2 separate regions of the Homo sapiens genome follow, and region 2 is linked to region 1. Evidence: read pairs that join two places in POLR2A ChIA-PET (ENCODE). Cell type or tissue: PC-9. All regions are shown on one strand. Links, peaks and the distances in the headings refer to the core of each region. The heading gives the core; the rest is flanking DNA.

Evidence for each region. Peaks named below come from ENCODE experiments on the same cell type or tissue, not always from the same donor. Only the 100,000 strongest peaks of a DNase experiment are listed, where the experiment ranks them.
Region 2: POLR2A ChIA-PET joins it to region 1 with 5 read pairs; 4 of 35 experiments call an interaction of 5 or more read pairs at or near these places.

Annotation. Positions count from the first base shown.
Region 1 is chr1:32,027,545-32,043,181 of GRCh38, reverse strand. It overlaps KHDRBS1 (KH RNA binding domain containing, signal transduction associated 1), which reads right to left. Exons shown (of 9, transcript NM_006559.3): 2 at 12,760-12,884; 3 at 11,542-11,658; 4 at 9,848-9,994; 5 at 6,139-6,272; 6 at 5,146-5,347; 7 at 4,563-4,630; 8 at 3,609-3,667; 9 at 1-655. The coding sequence ends at 558. Among named protein-coding and RNA genes, the nearest start is that of KHDRBS1, 21 kb to the right of the region's middle. In PC-9, for the core only: no CTCF peak of the experiment used is centred there; no DNase peak of the experiment used is centred there.
Region 2 is chr1:32,126,821-32,142,457 of GRCh38, reverse strand. The region is part of intron 1 of KPNA6 (karyopherin subunit alpha 6); the gene reads right to left. Among named protein-coding and RNA genes, the nearest start is that of KPNA6, 27 kb to the right of the region's middle. In PC-9, for the core only: a CTCF peak has its summit at 8,796; a DNase peak (open chromatin) is centred at 8,837; H3K27ac peaks cover 2,195 bases.

The sequences.
Region 1 (15,637 bases), core at 5,979-10,978:
GAAACATTTTTTAGAGACGTCTGAGCTCACTTTTACATGGTGGTGCCTACTGCCGTTAATGTTTGTGATTTTAAATCTTAAACAGCCCTGAATTTTGAAATGTAGCCTAGTTTGGGATTCTGCAACTACAACTTTACGGGATGCCTCAAATCAAAACTAAGAGAAACTTAACAAGCCTTTACTTCAGAACCTTTAAGCAAGCAATGTCATTTTTGAAACTAACAGGTTTGTGTGTTTTTTTTTTTTACTCAACTTCTTTTTTTTATTATAAAAGGTACACTTCTGTTTATATTTAAACAACAAAGAAAAAAGCATCTACACACTTAAAAAATTAATTCAATATTCCTAAATCTATTTTAACTCATTTTAAAATACTACATACAGAAGCCAGAATGCAGAGTTAAGAATGGAATAAGGTGGGGAGAAGAAGGGGACCACGAAGAAAAACACTTAGACAATTACTTGTCTGTTGTGGGTAAAGCAACAGGAATCCTGGGAGATACAAGAAATCAGTAACAACTTTGCTCATAACTGATATTTTCCCCTCATGTTTGTTTTTAATAACGTCCATATGGGTGCTCTCTGTATGCTCCCTTCACTGGCCTAGCAGGAGGGGCCTTCAGCGACGGCCTGGTCCCATTCCAGTCGTCCTGGCCTGTGGGGAAAACAAAGACAGTTTATAAACCATGTGGCGACAGCACTTAGGGATAAGCAGGGATAGGTCACATAGTAAAGATCACCAAAAACACTGAGTTTCTTCTAATGTCTTGACACTTCCCCTGGTGTTCCTTGCTCTCTACTTGGCTTGGCCCTCTTGGGCAGCCTGGGCAATTTTTCAGTTTTGAGTGGAAGGACAGAAGGGAACAAATCTAAAAAGGCTGCCATTGACTCTGGAGTAATCTCCCACAACGAGGTTCTTCATAGACAAATGTGATCTGTACGCCAGTCCCCAAACCTGGAGATACCCAACACCTTGCTTGAGATAGTGAGGAACTCATTAATCTTAGTGAGTCTGCAATGGCCTTTCCTGTTCCCAAAACAATTTGGCAGGCACCCTCAGGTAAGGTGGGAAGACTTCTGGAAGTCTTTCAGATTGGAAGCAGGCAGCCAGCCCCACTTCCATGCAACAGCAAGTCACGTTTCCTTACGGAGAAGTGTCCTCTAGCTCCCTGGGAAAACCAAGCAAGGGCCACTTTCCATGGGGCCCTCCACCAGCAGAGCTGATACTGCTCTCTCTGGTAGAGGGATGTGCAATCAAATGTTGCACTGACAGCACTGTTTAAGATAATTCCAAGGCTGCATGCGGTGGCTCACGCCCGTAATCCCAGCACTTTGGGAGGCCAAGGCAGGCAGATCACAAGGTCAGGAGTTCGAGACCAGCCTGACCAACAGGGTGAAACCCCATCTCTACTAAAAATACAAAAATTAGCCAGGCGTGGTGGCGCATGCCTGTAATCCCAGCTACTCAGGAGGCTGAGGCAGGAGAAGTGCTTGAACCTGGGAGGCAGAGGTTGCAGTGAGCTGAGATTGTGCCACTCCACTCCAGCCTGGACAACAGAGCCAGACTCCATCTCAAAAAAAAAAAAAAAAAAAAAAAAGGATAATTCCTTATCTCCTTTCTTAAGTCAACAGGTGAGAGAAGCCAGAAGCCAGACAATGTGGTTCACATCCTCAAATGGTTCTCCTTTGTGACAGGGAAAAGCCTGAGGAATATGATCACATAATTCTAGAGGTGACCTCTTATGAAAATAAATTGCGTTAAATTTATTCTTCCCACACCTTACACACGCTAGTTCATCCCTGAAGTATTTTTCCAGCTGCCTGTATTCACAAGTATCTGCCTCCATCTCTATAGGCCTCAAACTCCTATACAGATCTAAAGTCACACAGAACCCTAATTATACCCCTAGTATAACACACATGTCCATCACTTTCCAAGTGGCTTCTGGGTATCAACAAGACAGTTTCTTTTTCTTTTTTTCCTGACGTATACAGATCATCCTGGACAGTTTATTTCTCTAATTCTGTTAATCAAAGCAGAGATCAGAACGGATTAACTGTGGCAACGTCGTATCAGGAGCACAAAGAGAAGCCTGCCTCTTTCAGTTTGGTCTTTTCTCCAGCAAAACAGAAATGCAATTTAGTCAAACACATACAGAGGCCCCACTGTACTGCCTCACTGATGGAGGGAAATACTTGGGTGCAATCACACACAGTGTTAGTGATTGGCAACTGTCCAGTGCTATTTCGCTAAAACTGGTAAAAACAGTTTCCTTGGGCAAGCAGCTGATTGGCTACTTCATACTGTGCTGAGTTGGGCTCAGCTTGTCTGTCTCTGGGAGGCCCTAAGGGGCTCCTCTTTTTCAGCTAGGGATAAGGGGAGACTGTCAACCAGTATCTTAGCGTGAACTGTCAATCGCTGAGCCCCTGCCAAGGACTCTCTGGAAGTCCCTCAGGTATGCTGAAAATACCTTATACTGAAAAGGTAGCTCTCGCTGCATCCACTGCCACATAGTATTCCCAGTGAGGCCTATTAACACAGGGCCATAACTGGCTCTTGAGGACACACTTGAGCGATGTGTTTTTAACCAAACCTCAGGGAAGGCAGCCTTGTCCTGCTGCTGTTGCAGCCTCCATAGCTCTCTTGGGATCAAGGACTGTGTTGATGTCTTCAAGCCAACAAGGAGCTTGGTGCCAGTACTGTCCTGAATTATTGGCTCTAGCCCCTACAGCCTCTAATCTGATTCTAATAGGCACTATTTTTTTTTTTTGAGACGGACTTTTGTTGCCCAGGCTGGAGTGCAATGGCACGGTCTCAGCTCGTTGCAACCTCCGCCTCCCAGGTTCAAGTGATTCTCATGCCTCAGCCTCCCAAGTAGCTGAGATTAAAGGCGCCCACCACCACACCTGGCTAATTTTTTTGTATTTTTAGTAGAGACAGGGTTTCACCATCTTGGCCAGGCTGGTCTCGAACTCCTGACCACAGGTGATCCGCCTGCCTCGGCCTCGCAAAGTGTTGGGATTACAGGCATGAGCCACCACGCCCGGCCCTAATAGGCACTATTCTTGCCCCGCAACCTGGTCTGGCTAGCTGCTTGCCATCTAGGTCCCTTTCAGCTGACATTTCCTTTACAATGACATTCTTTTCAATGAGATCTAAATTTTTTTTTTAATGAAATGGGGTAGATGAGTACAGTTGTGTACGATTAAGTTCTTGTTATCTACCAAAGTGGCCTAGATATCGGCAGCAAAGGCCCAGAAATACAACCCAGGTCTAGCTATTTCCCTGCCTAAAGTAGAAAAAAAATAACATTAGCTTATAAGTCTGCTGCTCCAACCAGGGCCAAGCTGGTCTTGAGCCCTTGTTTAAGACAAACACTACCCTTCCAAGAGTAACGATACCCCACCTCACTTTAGCAGTCCCTCTTTCTACCATGTACCGCAAAATTTAAGCAAGAGCAGAACTCTTACTGTCACATCTAGCAAAATCTTGGCCTTCTAAAGGTTTATCCGTAGGTGTGTTTGTCTGACTCTCAATACTTTAGTCACCAGCATTCTCCCAGGCACTTACTTGTACATTCTGCCCCACCACAGAGATAAAGACATACCATAAGCTTCATAAGAATCTTGAACCTCCCCATGTCCATAGTCATAATATTCTGAGTCCCTGAAAGCCAAAGGCAGAGTGTTAGGAAGCTACAGAGTAACTATGTTTCAACTTTCTCTCAAATACTTCCATAAGTCAGTCATTTTACTAAGTGTATTAATACAGGAAAATACTCATTCTGCCCCATCCCTAAACCGTAAAGTATTTCCAAAATATGTATAGACTATGTACTTATAAAATAATTGACAACTATTGCAAAGAAAAATGGATACCACAGAATATAAAGTGAAAAAGCACAATCCTAAATTGACCCTTTTAATATAGCATATATATACATGTATTCATAGGGCTCACCAGAAGGAAAAAAGAACTGTTTTATCACTGCTGTAGAATTCTGGAACTCTTTTTCAATCAATTCACAGGTAAGCTATATATATGGACACACAAGGAAATGGTCTTAAAGAGAAATGCAGAAAAGAACCTAAGTTATGGTAATGGAATTCAAGTTTCTTGTAAAATTTTATGGAGCTTTAATGTGGTTTTGATATTTTAAAATAATAAATCAAAATAACATAAAGGCATTTCTCCTTGTTTCCATGTAGTCACAGCTTGGAAATTTTTCATTTGTTACTCTCAGGTTCTAAATTATAATTTAAGGTTCACAGTTATCCAGATTTACAAATCCAAGTGTGTGCTTCACAGATGTCAAACGCAGAGGAAAGCATTGCATGGTGGCACGCACCTGTAACCCCAGCTACTAGAGAGAGCTAAAGTGGGAGGACTGCTTGAGCTCAAGAGTTCAAGACCAGTCAGGACTGTGGGGGTTGCAGAGGAGATACCCTCAAAAGGCGAACCATTCTGCTCCTTAGGGTTGTACTGTCTAAATCTCTCTGTTCCTCCAACTCCCTCCATCCATCCTCAGGACAAAAAACAGTGCTTATACTGCCTGACTCACCCTTGACTCTGGCTGTAATAGCCTTCGTAGCCTTCGTAACTTTGTTCTGCGTATGTATCATCATATCCCTAGAACAACAACAACAAAAAAATGAAATAAAAGATCAAAATCATAGAGAGTAGGAAAGGTAATTACATCCCATGGGAGTAAGTAGGCTTCTGAATTAAAAGGACATGACATTTCCCTCCAAAATGTTAATGCCTACTGTAGAATAGTCAAAAGAGAAAGGGTTACTAAACAAAGAAAACCCAAACAAATATGATATGCCACAGAAGAAGTGTGGGCAGGAAGTAAAGTACAAAATCGAGCTTTAGTATTATCAGTACTAGTAGTAAGAAATTCATTATAAAATACTACATTAAAGTACATTTTATTTCTTGTTTAATCTACAGGCGTATAGTAAAACCCTGCCTAAAATGGAAAAATCTTCTAATAGTTCAACATTCACTGCAAGAGAAGAGGGCAGATTGCAAATCTTACAGGCAGTCCATGACACCTACATAAAGGACCGAGGCCCTGTCATTCAACTTCCTTTAGCAGCCTTCTAGGTACTGGGAAATGGCACATTGTTCAAATTTCTTACATATTCTTCATATGTTTCTGGTGCAGGAGGTGGAGGCAAAGGTATCCTCTGGATGCCCGCTGTCCGTGCTCTTGGTGCTGGAGCACCCCTCACAGTAGGTGGGGGTGGCACGCCTCGAGTCACAGTGGCACCTCTGGTGATGGCTCCCCTTACTGGTGTACCACGTACCAAAGCCCCCCGAGGTGGTCCAACACCACGGCCCCTACAAAATGAAAGTTTATCTTAAATGGAGCTTTTTATAAACAGGCCACTTTTATGTTCTGATTTGTTTACAAATTCTGGAATTAGGCAGATTTTATGAAGCCTTAACTAGGCTATTATTAAAGCACAGAGGAATGTACAGGGTAAAGGACCCACACTGCAAGATCCCCCAGGTCCTATAGAGGACCAATTCATCACTGCACTGCCTTGGGTAGGTCTGGAGAGTCTGAATACTCTATAAAGGTCAGTCACAAAAGGTAGAATTTTAAAGTCAGACCATTAACAAATGCTAAGACTGTCCAAAATTAGAAGACCAAAAGTTTCAGCTAGACTGCAGCACTTGGCTATGGTCAAAGTGCCCAAGATCTAGAACTCTATTTTTTTTTTTTTTTGAAATGGAGTCTTGCTCTATCTCCCAGGCTGAAGTGCAGTGGCATGATCTCGGCTCACTGCAACTTCCGTCTCCTGGGTTCAAGCAATTCTCTTGCCCCAGCCTCCTGAGTAGTGTGGTGTATGCCACCACACCTGGATAATTTTTGTATTTTTAGTAGAGACAGGGTTTCACCATGTTGGCCAGGCTGGTCTCAAACTCCAAATGTCAGTTGATCCGCCTGCCTTAGCCTCCTAAAGTGCTGGGATTACAGGTGTGAGAGTATGGTTGTAGAATTCTGTTCTTTATGCAACATACAAATCCTGAGACCCTTCCTAAGCTAGACATAAGAGCACCACTAAAAGAGATGACACTAGTAGTCAAATTCACATCCTATTTCTGGGTGTCTCCATTATTTTTACCTGGGAACAGGTGGTGGAGGAGGTGCAGCTCCCCGGCCTCTCACTGGCACCCCACGTCCACGAGAGGGTTCAGGTACTCCATTCAAGTAGGACAGCTCTAGAAATTGCTCCTGACAGATATCATCCATCATATCCTGGGAACGAAAGATACAAGGAGTATTGTGTGGTATCTACACTTTCTACTGAGAAATCATCTGGTCCACGGGAGACTTGAATTCTAAGAAGAGCTCTTGAGAGCCCAGATGAGGTCTCAGGTCATTCCTTCTCTGAAGTCAAATGGCACCCTATCTGTCACCTCTTTGAGAAAAGTCTTGATGGTAGACCCCTCATTATTCATAATGTGGTCTCTGCCTAGCTCTCCGGATCACTTCCATTCTCTCTCTATATATAACCTACTCACAAGCCAGACTGAACAACTTGTAGTTCAGAGCCTGGCATACTCTTACATATCCATTCTTTGCAAATAGTTTCCTTTTCCTGGAATAATAAAAGCCACTACCATTAATGGAGCTGTATGCACTTGGCTCTATATAATAAGCTTTATATAGATTTTTCAGTTTAATCTTCAAAATGAGGGCCGGGTGCAGTGGCTCACGCCTGTAATCCCAGCACTTTGGGAGGCCGAGGCGGGCAGATCACGAGGTCAGGAGATCGAGACCACCCTGGCTAACACGGTGAAACGCTATCTCTACTAAAAATACAAAAAAATTAGCCGGGCGCGGCAGGCACCTGTAGTCCCAGCTACTCGGAAGGCTGAGGCAGGAGAATGGCGAGAACCCGGGAGGCGGAGCTTGCAGTGAGCCAAGATAGCGCCACTGCAGTCCGGCCTGGGCGAAAGAGAGAGACTCCATCTCAAAAAAAAAAAAAAAAAAAAAAAAAATCTTCAAAATGACCCTGAAATAAGTAGGCAGATCTCCACATTTTACAGTTAAGAAAACAGACTCAAGGAGTATACATCAACCAGCTTAAGAACACAGAGCTAATAAATGGCAGACTCTAGATGTGAATTCAGAATTACCTGTCTCAAAATCTAGGTGTTGGATCAACAGGCTTTTTTGTCCTTATACTGTCTTTTTTGTCCACCTGAGGGATTCTTAATTCATCCTTACAAGACTTGCCTAAATAAGTGTCTCTTGAAAAACTTTCTCTTGATGCCACCCCTACAACTCCTCTTTTCTCAAAGTACCACATAATTCCCTATACCCAAGCACTTACCACATAATTTTAGAATTGTCTGTCACTAAACTGTAAGCTCTTTAGGAGCCATTTTTGTAACTTTACACCCAAGCATAGTATCAGACATCTGACAGATACTTAAGAAATGTTTGGGACGAACAAGAAACCTGAAGCTCAGAAAAGTGAAATGATAACCTGTTCAGGAAGACACAGATAGACAGACATACATAGTCCAGTGCTCTTCCTACGGCACTGTGAAGCATTGCTGGTATAGTTAATTGTTCTAAGTGGAAAATGGAGGGCTCTGGTCACAGATGCAAAAATAGCCTCACTTTTCTTTCCTCCACAAGAGGGAAAAATCAAATGCCACTGGCAAATCTTTTCACACTTCCTATTGAGAGCCATTCAGTCTTAATACTTCATGCATTTTTATATATCCCAGGCGTATACAGCTTCAATAGATGATGCTAGTCTTTGATGCCCCCCTCAACTCTCTAGCTCCTCCTACCTTACACATTACCGCTGCTTGAGACTCACACCTTGGAGAATCAAGTAACCAATGCCAGACCATTGCTCAGACTCCTCCAACTGCCACATCAACACTGAGGAAACCCACATCTCCCCGGCAAGCATCTTTTTCAAAAGATTCACTTACAAGCAAGCCTCATAAACCTAACCCTTCTGAGGAATATGAGGGAGACTAACAATGAAGAGAGGAGATGGGCATTCCCTCTGCAGTCCTTTGGAAATTGAATGGCTTGGGTGATCAATAGAACACCCCAAAAAGAGTAAAAAGAATTTCCTTAAGATTATTAACCAGCTGTGTTTTTCTCTAGGATATGTTAAATGGTCTGTTTCATGTTGAACATTCTTTTTTTTTTTTTTTTGAGACAGAGCCTCACTCTGTCACCCAGGCCAGAGTGCAGTGGCGCAATCTCGGCTCACTGCAAGCTCCGCCTCCCGGGTTCATACCATTCTCCTGCCCCAGCCTCCCGATTAGCTGGGACTACAGGCGCCTGCCACCACGCCCAGCTAATTTTTTTTTTGAATTTTTAGTAGAGACGGGGTTTCACCATGTTAGCCAGGATGGCCTTGATCTCCTGACCTCGTGATCCACCCGCCTCGGCCTTCCAAAATGCTGGGATTACAGGTGTGAGCCACCGCGCCCTGCCTCATGTTGAACATTCTAATGAAGATGAGGTACTTGAAAGCAAAGCAGCTGCTAAGACATTTGAGACTGTTGGAATCCTTGGAGTTCAGCATTATGGGTACACAATGCCTAAAAACTTATTTATTTATTTTTTTTGGAGATGGAGTTTCACTCTTGTTGCCCAGGCTGGAGTCCAATGGTGCAATCTCAGCTTACCGCAACCTCTGCCTCCTGGGTTCAAGTGATTCTCCCGCCTCAGCCTCCCTAGTAGCTGGGATTACAGGCATGTGCCACCACGCCCGGCTAATTTTGTATTTTTAATAGACAGGGTTTCTCCATGTTGGTCAGGCTGGTCTCGAACTCCCGACCTCAGGTGATCTGCCCTCCTCGGCCTCCCAAATTGCTGGGATTACAGGCGTGAGCCACCGTGCCTGGCCCACACTGCCTATAAATTTTTGCCCTATCAATTTTCACATCATCTGACACCACATTTAGTTCTAATTCCCTCATTTAACATTCAAGAAAACCAAGGACTGTATCTTACCTCCTCCTAGTTTTCTGATGAACACATGACGCTTACTCAATTCTACTTAATAATATTCCAAATCCTTCATAAGTCTCCAGATTCATCCTTGTTATTAAATATTCAACAGTAGTATGTTAACTCTGACAACCACCAGGCCTTGCTAAAAGGCAAAAATAGTACCATTTCCTATTTATTCAAAGTAATATTCCAACCAAGTATTCAAAGGTGGTAACAAGCAAGATAGATAAACTGGCCTGTCCCATCTCTATCTAGTCCTCAGTAATAGTCTGAAAAAAGCTGCTCACCTATCTGTTAAACATCAATAGTCAACCTCTTCCAAACTAAACTCGTCCTCAGCAAACTCCTCCAGGAAAGAAATCCCTGAGTGTGCTCAGGTCAGAATTTAACCCAATAACACTAGATGCTATAAGCTTCTTGCTGCTAGTCTCTACTCTCTACAGCATGAACTTCTTGAGTGCAGAGACCCACCTTAGTCACTTTCCTAACACAATCTCCTTGTTCCACACTACTACCAAAATACTCAGCTAGGTGAAGACCCTGTTAAACCTTAGTTAACCAAATATCAGAATGCAGGCACACTGTGGACCCGAGATACTGACAAGATACCGGTACACAATGAAAACCACATTAGACAAGGAGGGATAGAGTGGCCTTGGAGCATAATGCTTTGAGAACTAGGTGCAAGTAACGAACTACCTAAGGAAAATGAACATAAGTGCAGAATTTGGTATACATACAGGTTATGCAGAGACCTTAGTTAAGAACCCCTACCTTCACAACAGTATAAGATCCCAGTTCTCTTTTGCTCAGAAGACACAGGATATGGATTTCCTTACCGGTACTAGAAATTTCTTGACTTCCTCCATGGCATGGGCCATAAGAGCATAAGCCTCACATGGGGGTCCAAAGACTTCAATGAAGACATGCAGATCCATATTCAAGTGGGCATATTTGGGGTCTCCACCTTTGCGCAGCTCTTCCTCCTATGGAAAAATGCAGAGAAATGTCACACCATGGACTAGGGAGAAAACACCACCTTTACCTCTAAGCCAAAGGAACAGCAAGAAATACCCCTAATGTCCATGAAAAACAGTAAAGTTAATTGGTATGAGCTGAGAAGAATTAAACAAAAAAAGAAAAAAGAAAAAAGAAAAACAGTAAAGTTTAAGAAAGTAAAACAAGCAGCCAGGCGCGGTGGCTCACGCCTATAATCCCAGGACTTTGGGAGACTGACGCGGGAGGATCACAAGGTCAGGAGTTCGAGACCAGTCTGACCAATGTGATGAAGCCCCGTCTCTACTAAAAATACAAAAATTAGCCGGGCATGGTGGCGCACGCCTGTAATCCCAGCTACTCAGGAGGCTGAGGCAGGAGAATTGCTTGAACCCGTGAGGTGGAGGTTGCAGTGAGCCACTGCACTCCAGCCTGGGCAATAGAGCAAGGCTCCCTCTCAAGAAAAAAAAAAAAAGTAAAACAAACTCTCAAGAACAGTAATTTGCACAGCCTGCTAAACTTGCACATGGTCTGCTGCTTACAGTTAATTGTTGTCTTAAATCCCTGAGATATCCATTGGAGCTCCTACTAAAAGCATAAAGAAGAAAAACTTAATTCTAGTCTATTCAGATAATAGCTGTTTGCCAAGCATTTGTTTTTAAATCACAGGTAGAGCTGTTAATCACCACGAGCTCTGCTTATCTGCTTATATGGTCTAGGGAGTGGTAGGGGAAGAAAGAAGTCAGGACAGAGGGAAGAAAAGCTCATGTAAATCTCATTAGTTAGAACACACTTCAGCCGTAACTATATGCATCTAGCAAGAAATGACCTGAGAAAACAAACATGTGTCCATTAGACTACATAAAAGGAGGGTTGAAAGAATTGGTTTTTGGACTGTAGCAGGAATATCTCATCAAATAAGGTGACCCCAGAAGGCTAAGACTATTCTGTTTTGGTGAGAAGTTTCTTGTCACAGAGTACACAGCGTACGCGGCTATGGCATGGGGAAAAAAAAGACGCATTAGATTCTGTAGTCAGGATTACTCATGGTTCCTTTTGGAATACATTCTTTTAGTGAGCCTCACATTCCAAACCGGCTATAAAACAAACCAACTAATCCTCAAACTCATCTGCTCTCACATTATTGTTCTCACTTTTCCAGGTTACAAAAAAGGGGGTGTGCTATTTGCATTTTAGCGTCTTTTGTCTGCTTTAGACTAAATTTTAGTATATTCAGTTCCCCTTTCAAGTTTTCACAGACAATCCTACCAATGCGCAACATGCTACTGCTGTTTCCATTACTACACAGTCAAAAAGTCCAAAAGAAAACTATCACCAGGGCACACCTAGGCTCTTCCAGGGTTGCCAAGCCAAGTAAATTAACTTGGTGTATAATCTCTTGCATCCAGTGCAAACTTAAAGGAGCCACATTCTGTACACATACAAAATTCTTGCCGCCTCTATAAGACATCCATACTGCATTCTGGGCAAGTAGAAGGCATTAGGATGTCCTCTTGCCTCACTAATGTGAGCTTACCTTGGCTTTGTCTCTCATTGAGCCCTTTCCCAATACAGAGATCTTTGCACCAGTCTCTTCCTGCAGTCTTTTGATTGTATTCCCTTGTGGTCCAAGAATCTTCCCCACAAAATTGAACTGACAGAAAATAGAGGATTTCTAAATATACATGCTACTATATAAAAACATTTCCACATAAATTACCTCACTTGATTTTAAACAACCCTGCAAAGGTAGAGTATTACCATTCCCATTTTACTGAAGGACACTGAAGCCATATTAATAAAGTGATTAGCTTAAGGTTATGAAACTAGAAAGTGGCAGTTCCTAGACCTGAATTTGGCTTTTCTGATGTATTCTGGTGCTCTTCCATAATACATTAAGACCTTTACTATTTTATTTTTTACTTTATTTTGAGACAGGCTCTCACTCTGTTGCCCAGGCCAAAGTGTAGTGACACAATCATGGCTCATCACAGCCTCAACTTTCTGGACTCAAGTGATCCTCCTGCCCCAGCCTCCAGAGTAGCTGGGTACAGGTGCACACCACAACACCAGGCTAATTTTTGTATTTTTTGTAGAGATGGGGTTTCGCTATGTTGCTCAGGCTGGTCTTGAACTCCTGGGCTCAAGCAATCTGCCTGCATCGGCCTCCCAAAGTGCTGGCATTACAGGCATGAGCCACTGTGCCTGGCCCAGCACTTAACATACATCAACATTTTTAAGGCAGTGACCTCAGAACAGAAGAGACTATATAGCACCCTTTGATAACACGCTGGATAAACTAAATGTAACTAAATGCTTTCCTAAAAAAAAAAAAAGGAAGAAAAAAAGCATTTACTTAAAAGTAAACTTTTAGTAAGAAAATAAAATTAACTTCAACCAATTGAGGATTCATATTATATTTCCTTTTATTTAGATTTCAGGTTAGTCTTTTGACAAAGAGCAACTCTTCAGGTTTTAATTTTTTTTTCTTTGAACTTGTAGCCTGAGCAATCATTTGAGAAAGAAACTTTTTGATAATAAAAAGATGATTATATTTCCTTCCTGGCTATAGCTATGTTATTAGTTAAGAACTTAGATATTTCAACTCTCAGTAACAGGTACTACAAGCATGAAAGAGAAGCTTCACAGGCTTAAGTTTCTAAAGCATCACAATCCCCAGGAGTCTTTATTATAGCCCATGACTCTCTCATAACTATAAAGATAACTCAAAGATCCAAAGCACTTTTTGCCTTACCTTGGGATACTGCTTGACAGGTATCAGCACTCGCTCTTTCAGTTTCATGTTCTTATGAGAAAATAAATCCAAGTAATTCTCCTCATCATCCTTTTTTGAGTCTCCTTTCTGAATCTTCTCAATTTCTGAATAGGAAAAACAATTTATTTTTGCCCTGGTAAATAAATGCAAATTTTGAAGTCTGCTTAAAGCAATAACATGGAATACCATATAGTGAAACCAAATAGTTCACACAAATGTGCCAATTTCAGAAAGAAACTAGCTGAAAGCACTAAAGCTATATGAAGTTGACTAGAAAGCCCAAAGCCTGCTTCTAATAAAAGAAGTGTACTCTTCCACCCTCACCTGAAGCCATGACAACAGAGACATTTAAATGTTTCTTAAATCAATTTAACAAAATTAATTGGGTGAGATGGGGGAAAGGAGAATAAAGAAACAAACAAAAAAATCAAAATCTGCATCAAGACAAAGTATAATCTTACCTTGAAAAAAACAAAAGTAAATAATCTAAATATACAATGGATAGTTCCATTAAAGTTCCACGGTGACATTAGTACTCTAGATACTAGTCCTTAAGAGTCTGAAAGACCTTATTCTTACTCTGCTACTCACTAGTCGTGTGACCTAAGTTAATAAAATACGTAGATATGCCTAATTAAGGCCAATTTTTCATAAAGTACTTAATATATCGTTACCGTTATCTAGCCCAAATTCAGCCAATGCCTAAATGATACAAAATGCACAAGGTACTTTTTTTTCTTTTTTGAAATGGAGTTTCGCTCTTTTTGTCCAGGTTGGAGTGCAATGGCATGATCTCGGCTCACTGCAACCTCTGCCTCCTGGGTTCAAGCAATTCTTCTGCCTCAGCCTCCCAAGTAGCTGGGATTACAGGTGTGTGCCACCATGCCCGGCTAATTTTGTATCTTTAGTAGAGAAGGGTTTTCTCCATGTTGGTCAGGCTGGTCTCGAACTCCCGACCTCAGGTGATCCGCCTGCCTCAGCCTCCCAAAGTGCTGGGATTACAGGCGTGAGCCACCGCGCCCAGCCACCAGGTACTTTTTAAAAAAACATTTTATTGAAGTATAACTGATATGTAAAAAGTTATACATAATTAATGTATACAATGATGAGTGTGGAGATAAGTATACACCCATGAAACCATCACCACCATCATGGGCACAGACATATCCATCATCACCTAAAAGTACTTTCAATTCGCGGGTTAAGACAGTTTCATTAGATAGAAACTTGGCATACAAAAAGATTTCCTACCATTAAGGAACTTCATTCATTGAGTGACTGCAAGTGTTTGAGTGCTTCCTATAGTATGGAGAGGCAGATGAAGGGAGGGCTATAATAGGTACAATCATTAACCACTATGGAGGACTTAATAAGAGCCAGACATCTGTCTTGCAAAGCACAGGAGATACAATAGAGCGAGTCAGACTGGTCTCTTGTCTTCACTGTTTATATACTGGAGTTCCCAGACTATAGAGGTGGCAATGAAGTAAAGTACTATAACAGGAGTTCTAATAGAGATGAGGGCAGAGTGCCCAAGGATGAGTAGCAACTGAAAGCTTATATGATCCACTGAGAGTAGTTAAAAAAAAAAAAAATAGGCCAGGTGCGGTGGCTCACGCTTGTAATCCCAGCACTTTGGGAGGCTGAGGCAGGAGGATCACAAGGTCTGGAAATCGAGACCATCCTGGCTAACACGGTGAAACCCCATCTCTACTAAAAATACAAAAAAAATTTAGCCGGGCGTGGCGGTGGGCACCTGTAGTCCCAGCTACTAGGGAGGCTGGGGCAGGAGAATGGCATGAACCCAGGAGGCAGAGCTTGCAGTGAGCCGAGATCGCGCCACTGCACTCCAGCCTGGGCGACAGAGCGAGACTCTGTCTCAAAAAAAAAAAAAAAAAAAAGTATATATAGTATATATATATACGTGTATATATATATACTCCCTAAAATCAGTGGAACATTCTAAATATCAGAGAATAGTCTGTAATAGAATATTACATAACATTCCCATCTTCTATAATTTTAAGGCGGGGGTTCTCAAACTTCTTCATGCATCACAATCACCTAGAAGAGGGCTTATTAAACTAGATTGCTGGGCTTCAAAGCCAGTCTGGGATTTGTGTTAGGAATTTGCATTTCCAACAAGTTCCCAGGTAATTCTGATATTGCTGGTCCAGGGACCATACTTTGAAAACCATTGGCTTGAAGTATAAAGACACCCTACCTCAAACACGTTCCACAAATCTATACCCTTAACAGTTTTTATTTATTAATTATTATTTTTTGAGACAAAGTCTCGCTCTGTCACCCAGGTTGGAGCGCAGTGGTGCAATCTCTGCTCACTGGAACCTCTGCTTCCCGGGTTCAAGCGATTCTCCTGCCTCAGCCTTCCGAGTAGCTGGAACTACAGGCATGCGCCACTATGCCCGGCTAATTTTTTTCCCTATTTTTAGTAGAGATGGGGTTTCACCATGTTGGCTGGGCTGGTCTCGAACTCCTGACTTCAGATGATCCACTCGCCTCGGCCTCCCAAAGTGCTGGGATTACAGATGTGAGCCACCGTACTGGCCTAACAGTTTTTAAAATAAATATTTAGAGAGGTGCAGCTGTGAAATATATAGACGAAGAAAAATAACTTTGACTCTGACATGCCTTAGAGAATTTAGAATTTCAGACTGAATGCTTGTTTGTTAAAAAGCCTAATTTCAGATGCTATACTATACCATGAACTAATAGACACATACTTCCTGGTTTTCTGACAATTAAAATTGCTGATGAATTGTAAATATCCTTAATTAAAAACCTTTACTCCTATGAGAAGAACTGTAAATGACAGTGCTCTTCACAATCCTGTTTC
Region 2 (15,637 bases), core at 5,919-10,918, 99 kb before region 1:
TATTTGAAGATAGAGTCCTTAAAGAGGTAATTAAGGTAAATAAGGTTATTGGGGTAGGCCCTAATCCAGTAACTGGTGTCCTTAAAACAAGAGAGGGAGAACAGCATGTGAACATGAAGACAGCTATATAGAAGCCAACAACAAACGGCTGAGAATAAAACAACCCTTCTGACAACTTTTTTTTTTTTTTTTTTTTTTTTTTGAGACAGGGTCTCGCTCTGTCACCCAGGCAGGAATGCAGGGACACAATCTCAGCTCCCTGCAACCTCTGTCTCCGGGGTTCAAGCGATCCTCCTGCCTCAGCCTCCTGAGTAGCTGGGATTACAGGTGCGGGCCAGCACGCCTGGCTAATTTTTTGCATTTTTAGTAGAGACGGTCTCACCATGTTGAGGCTGGTCTCAAACTCCGTGATCCGCCCGCCTTGGCTTCCCAAAGTGCTGGGATTACAGGCATGAGCCACTGCACCTGACCTCTTCTGACAACTTGATCTCAGACTTCTAGCCTCCAGAACTGTGAGAAAATACATTTCTGTTGTTTAAACCACCCAGTCTGTGGTTCTTTGTTATGGTGGCCCTCGCAAACTAATATAGGCCCTAATTACCTAATCTAAATAAGGCACCGACTCCTGCCAGTGTCTGATATCAAATTCAAGTTAATTAAGCCTTGTCTTTAGACCTCGGCAAAGGCGACAATCGAAGTAAACTGCTTTCATGAGACACAAGGACACGCCTGTAATAAGAAAGGTTAAGATTCACTTAATAGGCCAGGCACGGTGGCTCATGTCTGTAACCCCAACACTTTGGGAGGCTGAGGCGGGTGGATCATCTGAGTTCAGGAGTTCAAGACCAGCCTGGCTAACATGGTGAAATCCTGTCTCTACAAAAATATAAAAATTAGCCAGGCATGATGGTGGGTGCCTGTAATCCCAGCCACTTGGGAGGCTGAGACAGAAGAATTGCTTGAACATGGGAGGCGGAGGTTGCAGTAAGCCAAGATCGCGCCACTGCACTCCAGCCTGGGTGACAGTGTGAGACTCCGTCTCAAAAAAAAAAAAAAAAAAAAAAAAAAAAAAAAAAAAAAAAGGATTAACTTAAAAAAAAAAAGCCCTAATGGATAAATGAAAAAACTGAGGCTCACTCAGGTCACACATTAGTGAGTAGCAAGATTGCCATAGTGCTCCATTTAATCACTGGTATGTTTAACATTTTGAGATTCATAAACATTTTAAACTCAGGCCAATTGACTGTTGAGCCTCCCCTCCACCACCATACCAGATTTTCATAGGAACTCACCTTCACAGTACAAGTTTTCCTTTTATTAATACAATGAATTCTCACCCTAGACCACAGATCCAACCAACCACAAACCTGAAGTACATGTATGGACTAACACCTACAACATCAGGATTAATTCCCCCAAAGCAAGTAAAGCCAGCCATGATGCTGGGATGTGATGGGTGAGAAGATAACCCACAATACACAAGTGATAGACACAATAATAAATCCAAAGATTTCACAGATGTTCTTCCAAATCTTACCTGGCCCAGTTTCTTACCAAAGATGCCATAAGAAAACATCAAAGATGGCTTAAATTTTGCTGTCTTCTTACTGGTCTACCTATTAGTTATTTACTGTAAATTAATATAAAGTTGATGACAAAATTTGGGTATTGTTGTAACTCTGCCAGCTAAAAACACACTGTAGGAACAGTTCTAGGAATCTCACCTGTGATTCCTTGTACTGAGAACCAGACACTTGTGAGTGCATTTTTTCATTCATTTTCCCTTAGCTACTGCCCCATTTCTCAGTTCTCAAGAATAGCCGAACTATTTTTTCTGTTTCCATTATAAACTGCTTAAACACTAAAAGTTTGATATAGTACAATATCTATAAATTATCCACTAAGATTCAATGATTTTTAACATCATATTAGTTTTATTCTATCAGATGTATATATAATATAGCTATATTTTTAACTGTACATTTGAAAATTGTAAATGTCATCACTTGGCACTTCGCCCAATTACTTTAGTATGTATCCCATAATAAGGACCTTCTTCTTTTTTTTTTCTCCTGAGACAGAGTCTCGCTCTGTTGCCCAGGCTGGAGTGCAGTGGCACCATCTCAGCTCACTGCAACCTCTGCCTCCTGGGTTCAAGCAATTCTTCTGCCTCAGCCTCCCAAATAGCTGGGATTACAGGTTCACACCACCATGCCCAGCTAATTTTTGTATTTTTTAGTAGAGATGGGGTTTCACCATGTTGGCCAGGCTTGTCTCGAACTCCTGACCTTGTGATCCGCCTGCCTCGGCCTCCCAAAGTGCTGGGATTACAGGCGTGAGCCAGGCCCAGGACCTTCTTCTTATATAACCACAACAGCATTTTCAAACCAAAGAAATTAACAAAATACCCAATATCTAGTTCATATTCAAATTTCTTAATTATTTCAACATATCCTTTATATCTGGGTTTTTCTCCCCAAATCCAGCCAAGGTTCACACATTGTATTTGTTATTTTAACATTTTATCATGGAAAATTTCAAATATACACAAAAGTAGACAAAACAGTAAATAAAATGAATCTCATACACTAACCATCCAGATTCAATGATCAACTAGCAGCCATTCATATCTATGCTTCTGCCTCTCCCAGATCCTTGAAGCAAATTCCTGACCTATCACTTCATCCACATTTCAGTATGTATCTGCAAACAACAAAGCCATTTTAAAAACTACAATATCATTATCCAACATCTGATCACTTTTAATCTATAATGTCCATCCTCCTCTCCCCCAACCCTTTTATTTGCTTGTGATACTTTCTGAAGAGACTAGGTCAGTTTTCTTATAGAACGCCTCACATTCTAGTTTTGTGTTATTAAACTCATACCCTTACCCCTTGTATTTCCTGTAAAATGGAAGTTAAGTCTAGGGGCTAGAATAGATTCAGGTTGAAAATAACTTTTGGTGTTGCTGGGTTATAGATGGAGAAAAAAACATATATATATAGTAATTGTTGGCCAAGAATATATATAGGTGATGCTGTGTGCTTCATACTGTTTCCTACTACATAGCCTTTGCACTTCCTGTTCTTTTTGCCTTCAACGCTTTTCCTTAGCTCTTGGAATTGCTGGGTCCTTCCCCATTACCCTAACCCAAAGTAAGTTACCCTATTTTTGTCAGAACACCTGTTTTCTTTCTTTCATTATACTAATTCCAATCCATCTGCTCTCCATAGGATGTTAAGTTCCACAAAGGCAGAGTTGTTGTATCCCCGGCATCTACAACAAATATTTGTCGAGTGAATCACCATTCAAATATTTATTATATACTCATCGAGCATATACGTTGTTCCAGACACAAGGCCTAGCCACAACAGCTATTTAATAAGTGTTTGCCAGATAGGTAAGTAAAGGAGTATATAGCAAAGAAACCTTCCTTGTGACTGGAGTGAAGCAGACCCTCCAAAAGCAGACTACAGAAGAATTTCTTACTAAAAACCCAGAAACCACGATTTCCTCCAGAATTCATGTGAAAATTAAACTAAAACCATCCATTATAAAAACTACAGGACACAAGACACAAATACCTCAGAAAAAGCCAGTTTAGACTGTTAAATCCAGTGACCCACTCAGTAGTCATTGCATTCAGCTTTCTAATTTGTCACTGATGATCACCTTTGCCTTCCTGAAACTCTATTCATGATTCTAGTAACACCATCCTCTCCCAATTTTTCTCTTAGCCTTCCAACCACTCTTCAAGTTTCTTACTGTGGTCATCTTCCAGAGCCAACCTCTCAATGTCAGTGTGTACCAAAATCCTACCTTTGGTCCTCTTCTCAGCAGGAGGAGCCCCCACTCCAAGCTCACGATCTCCCTTAGCTTCCACCTCCATTTTTTTTTTTTTTTTTTTTTTTGAGATGGAGTTTCGCTCTTGTTGCCCAGGCTGGAGTGCAATGGCGCGATCTCGGCTCACCGCAACCTCCGTCTCCCAGGTTCAAGTGATTCTCCTGCCTCAGCCTCCCAAGTAGCTGGGATTACAGGCATGTGCCACCACGCCCGGCTAATTTTGTATTTTTAGTAGAGATGGGGTTTCTCCATGTTGGTCAGGCTGGTCTCGACTCCTGATCTCAGATGATCCACCCGCCTTGGCCTCCCAAAGTGCTGGGTTGACAGTCATGAGCCACCGCGCCTGGCCAGCTTCCACCTCTACTTTTAAACCAAGTTTGAAATCCCTATTGTCAAAACATCTTGCCTACCAGCTATCTTCACCCAACTTTCTCTTTAAACCAGTTTCTGCTATCTTCCCTATTTTTTTTTTTTTTTGGACAGAGTTTCACTCTTGTCATCCAGGCTAGAGTGCAGTGGCACGATCTTGGCTCATCGCAACCTCTGCCTCCCGGGTTGATGCGATTCTCTTACCTCAGCCTCCCAAGTAGCTGGGATTACAGTTGCCCACCACCATGCCCAGCTAATTTTTGTATTTTTAGTAGAGATGGGGTTTCACCATGTTGGCCAGGCTGGTCTCGAACTCCTGACCTCAAGTGATCTGCCTGCCTCAGCCTCCAAATGTGCTGGGACTACAGGCGTGAGCCACTGTGCCTGGCCTATCTTCCCTATTTCGCAGTTAATGCCATCACCATTCACCTGGTCTTGGAGTCACCCATGAACATTCTCCTCCCCAATTCAGGAAACTGATTTTTATCTGTTACTCCAAATTGGCTCCTACTGACCACCTCCAATAAATTTTAGTTTACACCCTCATCACCTCTCACTTCTAGATTATTAAATCTTTGAGAACAAGAACTCTTTTACTTATCTTTGCGTCTATAGCAAAGTACACAGCATGCCCTCAAATGTTCCATCTAACATTTTAAACTTCAGTTTTCTAGAGAATCTGAAGTCGTTTACAATAAATTCAATGAAATATAAATAAAACAAGAATCTGGACTAGGAATATACAAATTTATATAGAAATTGGGGGAAGTAGCCAGGTGCAGTGGTTCACACTTGTAATCCTAGCACTTTGAGAGGCCAAGGTGGGAGGATCACCTGAGCCCAGGAGTTAGAGACCAGCCTGGGTAACCTAGCAAAACCGTCTCTGAAAAAAATTTCAAAAATTAGCCAGGTGTGGTGACACACACCTGTGGTCCCAGCAACTCGGGAGGCTGAGCTCGGAGGATTGCTTGAACGGAGCTTGAGACTACAGTGAGCCGTGCTGGTATCACAGTGCTCCAGCTTGGGTGACAGAGCAAGACCCTTTCTCAAAACAAACAAAAAAAAGTGGGGGAAGATGAATGCAGTAAACAGAACCCAAAGAACCACTTAATTATTAAAACAGAGTGGCATTTTGGCATGTCAGCTACCCGTCATCCAAAATAAAGTAAAATGAGCACTTACATAATTTTCATTGTCCTTGAAGAGAACACTCAAGTATATTTGGAAAGCAAAGTAATTCTTTTTTAATTGTTTTATTTTTGTTTTCTCCTCTACTACTCATTCAAGAAGGAAAGCAACGTATTTCTGAAACTTGGCTTCAAGAACGAATAATACCTAAGGCTTTAGGGTCTGCCCTTTAGGCTTTGATTTGAAAACCAGAAACGCTGGCAGTAATAGTGTATGATGTCTCTTCTAACCATATCTTCACTCCAAATGTAATGAATTGGGGAGGAATAAATGCGTAGAGAATCTCATTCTGCTTATTCCATATAACTTCCCACTTTATCAAACAGAATCCATAGGCTGAATCAGAATAGATTTAGATTATTAGTCTGATCTCTCCTCTGATACTCTGAATCATTGTTCTATTTCCCTGACCTATAACCTATGTCTGAGTACTACCAGTGATAATATATTATTACAAAAGCAACCCATTTCATTTCACACAGCTCTAATTACTAAGGTTTCCATCATTGTGAATGAGACCTACATATGACTAACTTACATGAGTCCCATTTGTTAGATTTGCTAGATCAGATTTTCAAGAGAAGCTAAAGGCAGGGCTCACATCTGTAATCCCAGCACTTTGGGAGTCCAAGGCGGACAGATCACCTCAGTTCAGGAGTTTGAGACCAGCCTGGTCAACATGGTAAAACCCTGTCTCTACTAAAAATACAAAAAAAATTAGCCATGTGTGGTGGCAGGCACTTATAATCCCAGCTACTTGGGAGGCTGAGGCAGGAGAATCACTTGAACCCAGGAGGTTTCAGTGAGCCAAGATCACGCCCTTGCACTCCAGCCTGGGCAACAAGAGTGAAACTCCATCTCAAAAAAAAAAAAGAGAGAAGCTAGAAATGTGGATTTTATATACAGCCAACTGTTTAATGTTTGTTTAATTTTTGAAAAACATATTAGTCCCTGTAAGACACATCTACTACAAGCCAAGTGTGGCCTACAGACTACTAGTTTGGAGCCTCTGGTTAAATTGTTAATACAAATTAAAGAGCATGTTAGAATTTTTAAGTGATCCTATCTCTTTGTGCAGACTTTTAAGTGTCCTGTTGGCAAAGAAGTCCTATTATTTTTATTTCCTTTGGTAATAGGTTTATTGAGATGTAATTCCTAAACCATACAATTCATACATTTTTAGTATATTTAGTATGATTTTTGGTGTATTTATAGAGCTGGGCAACCACTAGCACAATTTTAGAACATCTTCATCATCCTAAAAAAAAAAAAACCCCATAACTCTATGGCCAGGCATGGCAGCTAATGCCTGTAATTCCAGCACTTCGGGAGGCTGAGGCAGTCAGATCACTTGAGCCCAAGAGGTCAAGACTAGTCTGGGCAAAATAATTAGACCCTGCCTCTAAAAAAAAAAAAAAAAATGGCCAAGCATGGTGGCTCACACCTGTGATTCTAGCAATTTGGGAGGCTGAAGTGGGTGGATCACTTGAGGTCAGGAGTTCAAGACCAATCTGGGCAACATAATTAGACCCTGCCTCTAAAAAAAAAAAAAAAAATGGCCAAGCATGGTGGCTCACGCCTGTAATTCTAGCAATTTGGGAGGCCGAAGTAGGCAGATCACTTGAGGTCAGGAGTTTGAGACCAGCCTGGCCAACATGCCAAAACCCTGTCTCTACTAAAAATAAATTGGCCAGGCGCGGTGGCTCACACATGTAATCCCAGAACTTTGGGAGGCTGAGGGGGACAGATCACCTGAGGTCGGGAGTTCAAGACCAGGCTGACCAACACGGAGAAACCCCACCTCTACTAAAAATACAAAATTAGCCAGGCCTGGTGGTGCATGCCTGTAATCCCAGCTACTTGGGAGGCTGAAGCAGGAGAATCACTTGAACCCGCGAGGTGGAGGTTGCGGTGAGCTGAGATTGCGCCACTGCACTCCAGCCTGGGTGACAAGAGTGAAACTCTGTCTGTAAATAAATAAATAAGCCAGGAGTGGTAGCACGTGCCTGTAGTCCCAGCTACTCAGGAGGCTGAGGCAGGAAAATTGCTCGAACCTGGAAAGCAGAGGTTGTGGTGAGCTGAGATTGTGCCACTGCACTCCAGCCTGGGCAATAGAGCAAGACTCCATCTCGAAGGAAAAAAAAAAAAGTAAAAAAAAAATAAATAAAATTAAAAAAAAGAAACCCTATTACTCTTTAGCTGTCACCCCCAATGCTCACCCACCTAAGCTGTAAACAATCACTAAGGTACTTTCTATTTCTTACAGATTTGCCTGCTCTGGACATTTCATTTAAATAGAACCATACAATATGTGGTCTTTGACTGGCTTCTTTCACTTAGCATAATGATTTTGAGGTTCATCCATGTTTTAACATATATCAGTACATTCTTTTTATAGCACTTTTTTTTTTTTTTTTGAGACAGACTCTTGCTCTGTTGCCCAGGTTTGAGTGCAGTGGCATGGTCTCAGCTCACTGCAGCCTTTGCCTCCCGGGTTCTAGCGATTCTCCTGCCTCAGCCTCCCAGGTAGCTGAGATTATAGGCGTGCACCACATCTGGCTAATTTTTGTATTTTGAGTAGAGACGGGGTTTTGTTATGTTGCCCAGGCTGGTCTTGAACTCCTGGGCTCAAGTGATCTTCCTGCCTCAGCCTCCTAAAGTGCTAAGATCATAGGCTAAGTCACTGCAGGTTTAGTGGTAACAACCCCCCTAAGCTTTTGTTTATCTGGAAATATCTTAATTTCTCCCTCATTTTAGAAGGGCAGTTTTGTTAGATATAGAATTTTTTTTTTTTTTTTGAGACGAAGTGTTGTACTGTCACCAAGGCTGGAGCGCAATGGTGCAATCTCGGCTCACTGCAACCTCCGCCTCCTGGGTTCAAGCAATTCTCCTGCCTCGGCCTCCCCAGTAGCTGGGACTACAGGGGCCCACCACCCATTTTTTAAATACAAAAAAAAAAAAATTTTGTATTTTTAGTAGAGACGAGGTTTCACCATGTTGGCCAGGCTGGTCTCGAACTACTGACCTCAGGTGATCCACCCACTTCAGCCTCCCAAAGTGCCGGGATTACAGGCATGAGCCACCACGCCTGGCCTCAAGCAATTCTCTTCCTTCAGCCTCCGCAGTAGCTGGGATTACAGATGCCGGCTGCTGCACCTGGCTAATTTTTGTATTTTTAGTAGAGACGGGGTTTCACCACGTTTGCCAGGCTGGTCTCGAACTCCTGACCTCAAGTGATCCGCCTGCCTCGGCCTCCAAAGTGCTGGGATTACAGGGGTGAGCCACCACGCCCATGCTGCCTGGCCAGATATAGAATTCTTGCTTGACGGTTTTTCTTTCAGCACTTTGCTTTTTTGTTTTGTTTTGTTTTTGAGACAGGTTTTTGCTCTGTCATACAGGCTGGAATGCAGTAGTGCAATCAACTCCCTGCAGCCTAGACCTTGTGAGGCAATCTTCCTACCTCAGCCTCCCACACAGCTGGGACCACAGGCCCATGCCATCATGTCCAAGTAATTTTTTTTTTTTTTTTTTTTTTTTTGTAGAGACTAGGTCTTGTGATGTTGCCTAGGCTGGTTTTGAATTCCTTGGCTCAAGTGATCCTCTGGCCTTGGCCTCTCAAGGTGCTGGATTACAGGTATGAACCACTGCACCTGGCCTCTTTCAGCACTTTGTTATCCTACTGCTTTCTAACCTCCACAATTTTTTTTTTTTAAGACAAGGTCTTGCTCTGTCACCGAGGCTGCAGTGCAGTGGTGCAATCATGGCTCACTGCCGCCTCAACCTCCCAGACTCAAGCAATCCTCTTACCTCAGCCTCCTGAGTAGCTGGGACTACAGGTGTGTACCACCACACCCGGCTAATTTTCGTATTTTTTGTAGAGATGAGGTTTCAACATGTTTTCCAGGCTAGTCTCAAATTCCTGGGCTCAAGTGATCTGCCTGCCTTAGCCTCCCAGAGTGCTGGGATTACAGGTGTGAGACCCCGCACCCAGCCCTGCAACCACTTAAAAAAATACTCTGGGGCCAGGCACCGTGGCTCACATCTGTAATCCCAACACTTTTGGAGGCTGGGGCAGGTGGATCACCGGAGCCCAGGAGTTTGAGACCAGCCTGGGCAACAGAGTGGGACCCCATATGTATATATTTTTTCTTTGAGACGGAGTCTCGCTCTGTCGCCCAGGCTGGAGTGCAGTGGCGCCATCTTGGCTCACTGCAAGCTCCGCCTCCCAGGTTCACGCCATTCTCCTGTCCCAGCCTCCGGAGTAGCTGGGACTACAGGTGCCTGCCACCACGCCCGGCTAATTTTTTGTATTTTTAGTAGAGACGGGGTTTCACCGTGTTAGCCAGGATGGTCTCGATCTCCTGACCTTGTGATCTGCCCGCCTCGGCCTCCCAAAGTGCTGGGATTACAGGCTTGAGCCACCACGCTGGGCTGGGACCCCATATTTTTAAAATAAAATGGCTGCACTGACTGGAAATGGTGGCTCACGCCTGTGTTCCCACTTTGGGAGGTTGAGGCAGGCAGATCACTTGAGCCCAGGAGTTTGAGACCAGTCTGGGCAACATGGCAAAACCCCATTTCTATAAAAAATACAAAAAGCCAGACATGGGGGCATGTGCCTATAGTCCCAGCTACCTGGGAGGTGGGAGGATTGCCTGAGCCCTTGCGGTTGAGGCTGTAGTGAGCTGTGATCACACCACAGCACTCTAGCCTGGGCAACAGAGTGAGATACTGTCTCAAACAAAACAAAACAAAACACTTTAATGCTTTAAAAGACACCACTGGGCCGGGCATGGTGACTCATACCTGTAATCCCCGCACTTTGGGGAGCCAAGGCGGGCAGATCACCTGAGGTCAGGAGTTCAAGACCAGCCTGGACAACATGGTGAAACTCTGTCTCTACTAAAAATACAAATATTAGCCGGGTATGGTGGTGCATACCTGTAATCCCAGCTACTTGGGAGGCTGAGGCAGGAGAATTGCTTCTACCTGGAAAGCGGAGGTTGCAGTGAGCCGAGATTACGCCACTGCACTACAGCCTGGGCAACAGAGCAAGACTCCGTCTCAAAAAAAATAAAAAATAAATAAATAAATAAATATAAAAAATAAAAAGTAAATAAAAGACACCATCAAGAAAGTGAAAATGTATCCTCATTTGTATAGTATCCCTGCCTGTCACACAGGAGACCAGGCTGGATTCCCTGATAGGGAGACAGAAAATTAGAAGAAAAAAAGGTGGGGTGCAGTGGTCAAGCAATCTGCCTGACTTGTCCTCCCAAAGTGCTGGAATTATAGGTGTGGGCCACTGTACCTGGCCAAAAGTTTTAAATTTTAAGTATATATACACATACATATATATATATATACACACGCACACACAACTCCTTTGTTGTGTGTGTATATATATATACACATACATATATGTATATATGTATATATATGTGTGTGTATAGACTTAAGATTTAAATATATATACACATACATATATGTGTGTATGTATGTATGTGGTTGTATGTGTTTTCAGTGTCTTTTTAAATTTTTAAATCTTTTTTTACTTTAAAAAATAAAAGTAGAGACAGGGTCTCACTTTGTTGCCCAGGTTGGTCTTGAACTCCTGGGCTCAAGTGATCTTCCTGCCTTGGCCTCCCAAAGTGTTGGGATTACAGGCATGAGCCACCATGCCCAGCCTTTGGCATCTTATCTAACAAATCATTGCCTACTCCAAAGCCATGAAGATATACCCCTAAGATTTCTTCTTTTTGAGATGAAGTTTCGCTCTTGTCGCCCAGCGGGAGTGCAATGGCGCAATCTCGGCTCACTGCAACCTCCACCTTCCAGGTTCCAGTGATTCTCCTGCCTCGGCCTCCCGAGTAGCTGGGATTACAGACGCCCGCCACCAGGCCTGGCCAATTTCTGTATTTTTAGTAGAGACGGGGTTTCACCATGTTGGCCAGGCTGGTCTCGAATTGCTGACCTCAGGTGATCCATCCGCCTTGGCCTCCCAAAGTGCTGGGATTATGGGTGTGAACCACTGTGCCCGGCCCACTATTTTTTCTTATAGTAATTTTATGGTTTTAGTTCTTACATTTAGGTCTTTGATCCAGTGAGTTAATTTTTTGTGTATGATGTGAGGCAGGGGTCCAAATTAATTCTTCTGCATATGTTTATCTATTCTTTTTAGGCATTATATATAGCAATTAGCACATTAAGATAATAAAAATAAATCAATGATCCACATGAGCCCTTTCTTAATGAACTTCTTTGAGATGCCTGTGACTTTTTTTTTTTCTTTGAGATAGAGTCTCACTCTGTCGCCCAGGCTGGAGTGCAGTGGTGCCATCTTGGGGTTCAAGTGATTCACCCACCTCAGCCTCCTAAGCAGCTGGGACTACAGGCATGCACCACCATGCCCAGCTAATTTTTGTATTTTTAGTAGAGACAGGGTTTCACCATGTTGGCCAGGGCAGTCTCAAACTCCTGACCTCAAGTGATTTGCCCGTCTCGGCCTCCCAAAGTGCTGGGATTACAGGCATGAGACCCTGCGTCTGGCCTGAGATGCCTTCAATGTTAATGACTTTTGTGATTAAATCAACTTATCAAACCAACTGACTTGCAGTATACAAGTTCCTTTCCTGTGTCAAGTTACTTATTTTCCATGACCTGCTGGGAGAGGACCTCTGTAAGGCACCAAGGCAGGCAATGATCACAATGCTTTGCCAAGAAAGTCACATTTGTGTCCTCTCTACTAGCTGTGAAGCAGTCTTCTCAAGTTCAGTCTAGAATGCTTTTCAAAATCACTGGCCATGGTAAAAAAAAAAAAAAAAAAAAAAAATATTTATCTACTAAATCCAGACTAAAAACCAAGATATTATATTTGAAATATCTTTCAAATACCCCAAAGTCAATCTCTAATATCTGTAGAGGGAGGCATTCTCAGGCAAAATTCATATTTGACTGATAATTGATTTAGTAAGGATTTGATTATTAGCTTAGACTCACATAGAATTCTCATTTTAGAGGTAGGCAAACTGAGGCATAACTTGCAGAAGAACCAGCTAATAAGTGGGAGAGATTAAACCAGGTATTTCCATGACAGCCAATGTTTCCAGCACTACATATTCCTTATTTGACAGCATACCAACCACAAGAGGACTCCTTTGTTGTTTCCTGGAAGGAGTGTGCTCCCAGGAGTGTCAATGCTGCTTCTCAATTCCACCACGTTTGATTCAATCTCTCAATTGAGGTATGATCCAGTTCTTGCTGTGAACAAGGAATATAAGCCTGGGAAACATAGTGAGACCTCGTCTCTACTAAAAATAAAAATAAAAAATATTGGCTGTGCATGGTGGTGCACACTTGTAGTCCCAGCTACTTGGGAAGCTAAGGCAGGACGATCACTTGAGCCCGGGAGATCAAGGCTGCAGTGAGCTATGATGGCGCTACTGCACTCCAGCCTGGGTGACAGAGCGAGACCCTGTCTCCAAATAAAAACAAAACAACACAACAACAAAAAAAACACAAATATCAAATGATACAAATACTAATATGCAGAGAAACAAAATTATAGGGACTGGCAAGTAGTTAGGTAGTCATTTGAAGGCTGTCACCTCAAAGGAAAAACAAAAACAACCGCATTTGAATCAAACAGATTGCTTGAGCCCAGGAATTCAAGACCAGCCTGGGCAACATGGCGAAACCCCACCCCTACTAAAAAAAAATACAAAAATTAGCCAGGCATGGTGGTACATGCCTCCCAGCTACTAGGGAGACTGAGGTGGGAAGATGGCTTGAGCCTGGAAGGTAGGTAGAGGTTGCAGTAAGCTGACATCTCACACTGCACTCCAGCCTGGGCAACAGAGCTAGAGCCTGTCTCAAAAAAAAAAAAGAAAGAAAAAAAAGAGGAAGGAAGGAAGGAAGGGAGGGAGGGAGAGAGAGAGAGGGAGGGAAATATCTAGTATTGACAGAAGGTAGCTGTGCTGGATGGACCACCAACAGGCACATTGGAAGTGGTGTGGTACTGGTGAAAAGAGCTACAAAGACAGATCTAATTCTTAGTCTTGCTACTTAATAATTGTGCAACTTGGGTATTATTTATCTGTATCTTAATTTTCATACCCTTACCCAGACTATCTCAGAGTCACAGTGAAGACTGAATGAGAATATATACCCAAGTACTTTGTAAACAGTAAAATGCTATGCTGGTAAAGTGGGTTAGATTTGAAGATGGCTTTTCAAAATTCCTGAATTTCTCTCAGAGATTCATGACCAGGAAATGTTGCAAACGAGAAAACAGTTTGAAACAGATCTGGCAGCATGAGGCTCTCAGGGTGTTATGTGCAAGCCTGTCAGAAGTGCCAGTCACCACAACAATGGCAGAGGCTCTTCTTCTACTGGACAATTGGGTCAGTCCACAATGGGACCATAATAAGGCTGCTCATATTCTGGTAGCATCTTCACTGAACTGGGCTGAACAGTAATCACTCTAGGAAACAAAGCTAAATTTATAAACTAGGTGGTTTAGCTAAAGGCCACTGGGGGAAAACTATCTCCTGTACACATGACTATATATCCAAAGCTCAAGGTCTAAGGAAAAAAAAAATGTGTATATATATATGTGTGTGTGTGTGTATATATATATATATATATATATATATATATATATATATAAATACATATATAATATAAAAAATATATATATTCCTAGTTCTTCTAGTTTGCTAATCCTAATTCTCTCTTAGGATTTACTAGTTCTTTGGCCCTTGAGTGTATATATAAATATGTAAACACAATGCTCAGATCTACGGAAGGGAGGTAAGAGGTGGAGGGGAGACACAGGAGAAGACTGGGATAACTATAGTCCAAACAGTTTCTCCAAAAGAAATTTTCCAGCGATCTCATTTGAAATAGAATCAGGTGGCTCTTACCTTTCTAGGAACACTTCACTGCCACTACCACTAGGTACCACAAGGGACTAAAACGAATTAAAGTAGGAAAATGAAAGAGCTCAATTTCCATTTAAGCCAGCACAAAAATATTCACTGAATAGCTCCTAAGCACTTGCATTGTGTGTGTGTATGTGTGTGTGTTGCAGATAACCAAATGGTTATCTCCAATCTCAAACAGGCACTGTGTAATTGTTTCTACCTTCAGGAAGCTTTACAACTTAGTTTAGACTCACAGCTCTAAGAATACAAAAGATAATGAATGTAACTGTACAATGAGTTCAGAGAGTGAGAGTGAGAACTCTCTTTACTGAGTGGGTAAGGTCTGAAGTGGTCTTTGAAGGCTAGATGGTTAATATTTCTGAAGGGTTTGGGGCACAAGACCAGTTCAGTTAAAGAGGCATAAAAACAAAGGTCCACACAGCAAAATGCCTCTGAGATAGAATAGCAAAACGGCTGGTTACCTGGCCTCTATTCTGCAGTACCCTCCACCCACAACTCGTCTTCAGACAAAGAGGGTTCTGCATTGTCTGTCAGCTGAATTATAAAAATCCCTCTGATTAGCTCTTCCTTTTAGCTCTTAGCAACAATACAAGAAAGGGCCTTTCCAACAGCCCTTCTGACAAATTGGAAACAGGGATTTCTCTAACCTGTATGTAATTCATCAAAATGAGGGAGTTAGATTTAGGAGGCAATATTCTAAGGCCCCATGTGAGAAAGGCCCAGGGTGAAATGGGAGAGAAAAGCCAGGCTGAAAGGCCACACAAAGAATCCTCTCCACTCCCAGAAGACATGCCATGAACAAACATCCAATGTTCACCCTCAAACTCCATCAACTTGATCCAACATGATGTAGTGAAAAGAGCACTGATTTGGAGGTCAGGTGAACTGAGTTCCAAGCCCAACTGTATAATTGTGGGCAAAGTACCCACTATCTTAGTCTTGCTTCTGCCTCTCTAAAACAGGGGTATTTCTCATGGCGCAAGTCTTCGGAAAGCAATAAATAAAATAAAATGGGCACAATAAACTTTATAGGGCCCTGTAGGATTAAGGAGGTAATGTGAAAGTATCTAGGGCCTAAATGCTGAATCAATGGTGTTCCCTTTTTCTTCTCACCTCCTGTAGTGAAAGGCCTAAATTCCTTATAAGGGAAATTTTCAGGAAGTTACGGTCAAAGAAAAAAACCATTATTTTCTTGCTTTCTATTGAACAGGTGGTTTTTCCTTTTCCTTCCAACACTCAGTTCTTTCTCTTAATCTTTATCCTTCCATTCTGTCTTCATTCCCTTGAAA